Regions from separate parts of the Homo sapiens genome. Here region 2 is linked to region 1. The links are chromatin contacts, found by Hi-C or POLR2A ChIA-PET in ENCODE. All regions are on one chromosome and are shown on one strand. The core of a region is the stretch at or near the end of the contact, and the rest is flanking DNA. Distances in the headings are between cores, read along the strand shown.

Region 1 (2,700 bases), core at 14-2,513:
TAGGGTCACAGCATGGCGCAATAAGCAGCATTAGCAGGCAGCATGAATCAGTGGCAAACCTTTGATTTTAATCCCTTGCCTCTCCTAGAGAGGAAGTGTGGTCTAGTGGTTAACCCACTGAAAAAGCAGCTAGAAGGCAAAATTCCTGGTCCTCTCCATGCCCTTGTTCTATTCTTATTGGGACACGCTGCCTGTCAAACATACTTTTTTTTTTTTTTTTTTTTCCAGCGTCCCTCTACTACATTATTCCCTCAACTGGCTTTATCATAAAACACATGCAGGAAACTGGTTAAACAATTCCTTAGCCTTATTCCAGAATCTCCCAGGGAAAGGCCTGGGAATCTCCATTTTTAACAGTTACTACAGATGAGTCTTTATAATCAGCCTCAGCTCATCTGTATGCCCGTTATACGTCACACCAGGCGAAGAAGAAGCAAGCTTTAAAGGAAACCTAGCCAGGGAACTGAGGCGAAAAGAGTGTATCTACAGAACGATTTGCTTTTACAAGCCCATGTGAGAAAGACGAAAGAGTAGGACAAGGAGATCCGGACTCTAGTTCTGGCTCTGTGTTTCCAGATCTGTGCGAGCATGGACAGGTCAGTGAAACTCCCCTGGTGGCATTCTCATCATCTTAAAAATAAAAGTGATTAGATCATCTCTTTCAGTTCTGTGATTCAATGAATTATTTCTGTGATTTCACAGAAATGCCAAGATGGGCTCAGAAAATCTCTTTTCCTGAAAATGACAGCGGGTGCAGTCACGGAGGTGTGGGCTGACTTGTTTGGGGTTGTGGGAAGACAATGGAGACAAGTGGCAGCCGGGAGGTTTGGGGCCATGGCCGCAAGGAGATTTCTCCCCTCCCTTCTCTCTTAAGGCTCTGCAGCTGGCCTACTTATGCAAAGGCTTTGGTTCCTCTTTCCTTTTTAAAAGCTTTTCTGATTCGTACATTCCCCTGAGGAGCAGAGATTCATCATTTTGCGGAGAACTTGCACACGCTTTCCTGAAAGGAAGAAAGGAGGGAGGGATGGGAGGGGTTGGGTGGATTAGTGAGTAGGCTAGGGTTGGTTGCCAAAGAAATGAGTCTCTCCATGTGTGATAAACATATAACCATCACATTGTTGGCTCTGAATATGCCCAGCAAAACCCTTTGTCCCACTTCCACAATGCCTAGAAGTGTGTTCTCGTTAGTGGACTGGACATCCGCCTACGCATCTGTCTCTGGAGCATTTGGGCATTCTTCCACCCCAGAACAAGTGGGGGTGAGTGAGGAGAAGGAGGAGTGAGTCATGACTGTAGGAAAAGGATGTCTTATGAAGCCAACGCAGAACTAGCTTCCTAGAAACATCATGACAGGTCCCATAAAGCCCACGTTTGGTTCTAATTATAACATGCCCACATTTGAGCATTTTTACAGTTTTCCCATGGTAACAACAGGGTTTCTGAGGAAGAGGACTTTGACTCAAATGTGCTCTATATGTCTAATAGTGTGAGCTGGTTGGACTAAAAAAAAAAGCAGTTATTTTTGCTATTTTACAAAGGAGATACTACTGGCTTGTCTATGCCTATTAACACAGCTATAAATGGGGGATAAGCACATGATATAAATAGGTCAAAATGAGCCAGATAAAATTTAAAAGATATTTTTTAAAGGCCAGGATGAGCAATGTAAACAAAATCAGAAAAAAATAAAAATCTTAAATAAGTGGAATTTGTTTTCCCCCTCAACTTGTGACAAATGGCAAGCTAAAAATAAACAAATAAGCAAGGATTTATTTAAAAAGCAACTTTGGAAGGACGCTTTGAACCATTTAATTCTGGCTCCATAGGCTACACATTCTGATCCTATTAAACCAGGACTGCTCTTTCTGGAGACGATCATAAAGCAGAGCACACATCTTTGAAAAATCAAGTTATGTTCAAGCATGATTTTAGTACCATGTGTTATTTTATTTTATTTACAAAATCTTTGAAAATGGCTAATTCTGAGAAAGTTATTCACAATCATTTGAAATTATATCTTAGTCCTTTGTTATTTTAGACAAATGAACATTTTATTTTTTGAATTAATTCTTTCCTATTTTTTATTATTTAGATACCAGAGATACTAGCCAGAACCTAGGAGACTGGAGTGAAAACCCTTTCTTCCTTTAGTATGAGGGATTCCAGGCTGGAATAACTAGATCTAGGAGACATCATGAGGCAAGAGGGATTTCCCAGGCTACGCTGGAGACAGAGCTGAGGAATAGTGTGTACTCCTGCGTGAAGCCGGCTTGGAGCTGGTTGGAATTTTTTTTTTTAACTCTCTGCAAAGCTGGCATATGTGGCATTTAGAAAAGGAAGAGAAATTCTGCCTATCCATTTTGCAAGATTATCAAATGAGACTTTACTCTGTAAATCTCAGCAGTTATGAAAGTTGGCATGGTTTTTAAACCCCACCACAGGAAGTGGTGATGATCAGAAAACATGTTGGCCATGTTTTGAAATTTTCCAGAAGTATAAGAGATTCTCTTCCTGTATAAATAATAATGACCTCAGGTTTAGTAACTTCTTAGGAAATGATTAAGGCAAAAAGATACATACCTTCCTCAATTTTAGTTTCTTCAGATAAATCCTTGGAATTTTGTATGATAAATTCAGGAAGTTTATTATGGTTTATTTTCATGACAAATGAAGAAATATTAACATGTGCTTGTTTTCCCC
Region 2 (2,889 bases), core at 66-2,565, 250 kb before region 1:
ATGTTTCCAAATGAAATCACCCTGAGAAGATAAAAGGGCCGAGACCTGAGCCATGGGCCATAATTTAGCAGTTTAGTAGAGAAGGAGGAGGTAGTAAAGGCATCTGAAAACAGCCGGTGAGTTTGAAGTAAAACCAGTAAGTGGAATTCCTAGAGCTCAAAGAAAAAGGGTAGAAGGTTGGTCCAGGTCCTGAATGAAGCTAAGAGATTAAATAGGAGTATCTTTTGAGCAGAGATGTAAGGATAAGAAATACCATGCACAAATGTAACAATTTCATTGAATATGCAGGACTTATTCAGAACTTAAGGGCACAACAAAAATCAGCTGTAATCCCTGTCTTGCAATTTTAGTGGGCTAATTTTGCCTTACTCACGTGGGTGAAATTTAGAGAGGCCCGTGATTTTTCTGGTCACCCTCAGATAATTATTTTAATTATTCCATGGCTGTGTGAATTTTCTTCCTTTCAGTTTTCAGGACTGGAAGGGCCCTTATAGCTTAGGGACCAGTGGGAGAATGCCCTTTTTCCAAGAAGGATTTCTAATCAGATAAACCAAGATGCAGAACCAGTCCTAGGCACTGGGGAAGCAGATGCATATCACTAATCATCAACACTTCTCATTTTCCCTCTCAGTATTCACTCTGCACTCTGACTTTCCTATAATTCTAGCTATCAAATGATTTCACTGTCTCTGTAGGTTATTTCCACTGAGGAAAATAGATCTGAGAACTTGGGGTATTCTGGTCCTAAGGCACTTGTGAATCAAGGGAGGACTAGAGAAAAGAACAATGCTTAACGGTATTCATTCTTTTAAAAAATATATGTGTATATATACGTGTGTGTTTGTGTGTATATATATATATATCCTACTCTGTTAGGTGTCAGAGATTGAAATGATAAAGAAAAATAAACATGGTGCCTGGTCTCATGAAAATTATAGTTTTTAATTTATTTATCACACAAATAAATGTTAGGTACATACATAGAGTTGTGAGAGGTCATAACCTGACAGGAAGTCCAGGAAAAAGCTTTCCTGAGGAAATGATGCTGGGACTGCTTGAAAGATGAGTAGGATTTAGTTAGGAGGGGAGATGCTAAGGGAGCTGTCAGGCTTGGAAATTGCATGAAGGAAGGCCCTGCAGCAGGAGAAAGCATGAACGGAAAGACTGAAAGAAGGCCAGTGTGGCCAGAGCTCTGAAGGCCGATGAGACTGTGGAGTCCACCCAGTAGTGCTAAGTGGTTGTGCTTTTGCCCTAAGGCCAATGTAGAGCCTCGAAAGAGATCAAAATAGATTTGAAGTATGGAGAAAGGACTGAGGGAAGTGGGCTGGGGCATTAAGCAGAAGTCCAGGCAAGAGCTGACAGCAGCTTGGACTAAGGGGGAGGTGCTGAGCAGTGGTCCAGGAATGGGAGTGCAGGAGAGGGTGTGTCCGGGAGGACTCTGGGTTTGCAGCTTGTAGACTGGTCAGAGGGTGAGGTTAATCACTGATTTATGGAGCAATGAAGGAGTGGGAGACTATGAATAATGTGAGGAACATTACATTTTTGTAGTATCTCTCAATAGAACCTGTTTTTAGCTATTTCTCCCTTTGGCTACGATGGGTACAAAATAATCATCAATTTTGTTAAGATGATAGGAAGTTACCGAATGTGGTGTTTTACTCTTCAATAATGAGCAGAACTTTGCATAAAGTGCATAAACATTTTCAAAGCTTGTTCACATCTAGCATTTTATTTTATGCTCACCAAAATTTCATCAGATCCCCCATCCATCCTTATTTAAAGATCAGTGCATTCACAATCTTGATCCAATTGTGATGTGTATTTCTGGGCATGTCATCAAAATCCTGCAGCTGCTAAATTCATTATGACTCTTAGACTCTCAAAGGTTTAAGGGAACATTAGCACTCACTTTCTTCCAAACCACTTATTTTGCTGAAGTCCAAAGAACTAGCTAGAGGCAGAGCCAGGATTAGACTCAAATAAAACAAGTATGAATCCAATTAATACTCACAATCTCTGATGGTTACTATGTTATTTTCATATACAGTTTTGAAAGACATAAATGGAAATTTTAAGACTCACCTAAGGTTGCTCAGCATGTCCCCATGGTGCTAATATGATAAGCCAGTTCTCCTAAAAAGCAGTCCTCATCAATCAGCACATGGCATATGGCTCAACACAATGAGCTGTGGGCATTAAAAGATGGAAAAGGCTCAGTCCCCTCACCTCTGCTCCTCCTGGGTGGGATCTGATCATCACTAGGCATTCCCCTGAACTGCCTTCTCTCAGAAAGTTGCACCCAGAACTCTGATAGAGAGAACCAAAGGGTTTAAATGAGTAGGTGAATCAGAAATGCCCACCCTGGCAAGGACCCAGGGCAGTTCTTTCAAGGTGTGCAAATGGGGTGACTGTGTGGAATTTAATGGTTATTAAATCTGAGAATAAGAAGACTGCTAAAGGGAGAGGAAGAGATAATGGGTGGTGGCCAAATAAATCAACCAACCAACCAACCAACCAACCAACCAACCAACCAGCCAACCAGCCAACCAGCCAACCAGCCAACCAACCAACCAACCAGCCAACCAACCAACCAGCCAACCAACCAACCAGCCAACCAGCCAACCAGCCAACCAGCCAACCAACTGAGCTTTACATACATAAAATCAACCTCAAAACTCCTAAGGCCATAGTAGTCTTCAGAATGAATTTTTGTGATTCCTTTATCCTTCGAGTTTGCCTTTCATGTTTATTTTAATCTGATTTGTTCTACAGAAAAATGCTGGAAGTAAGAAGTGACAGTGACCCTAAACAGAATTTGCCCTAAACTTAAATCGTATCCCTCACCCTCAAGATTCCTTCTGCCTCGGTCACCCATTCAACAAACATTCT

The links. Hi-C counts contacts between places; a loop is a spot of excess contacts on that map. ChIA-PET counts read pairs that join two places held with the same protein, here RNA polymerase II (POLR2A). Pooled maps may share reads with other maps.
Region 2: a loop to region 1 is called in a map of cardiac septum, with 2.0 times the contacts of the local background. The contact joins two enhancer-like sites. A Hi-C loop is called at or near these places in 1 of 168 maps with a recorded cell type or tissue (cardiac septum) and 1 of 50 pooled maps. POLR2A ChIA-PET finds 5 or more read pairs at or near these places in 1 of 52 experiments (BJ).

What each region holds. Positions count from the first base shown.
Region 1 is chr15:38,128,239-38,130,938 of GRCh38, reverse strand. No RefSeq gene overlaps it. Among named protein-coding and RNA genes, the nearest start is that of LINC01852, 57 kb to the right of the region's middle. RefSeq lists enhancers at 618-747, 878-927. Within about 2 kb of position 1,263, at least 29 of the 41 ENCODE cell types and tissues checked have a DNase peak (open chromatin) inside an H3K27ac peak, as active enhancers do.
Region 2 is chr15:38,373,202-38,376,090 of GRCh38, reverse strand. No RefSeq gene overlaps it. Among named protein-coding and RNA genes, the nearest start is that of FAM98B, 79 kb to the left of the region's middle. Within about 2 kb of position 1,315, at least 3 of the 41 ENCODE cell types and tissues checked have a DNase peak (open chromatin) inside an H3K27ac peak, as active enhancers do.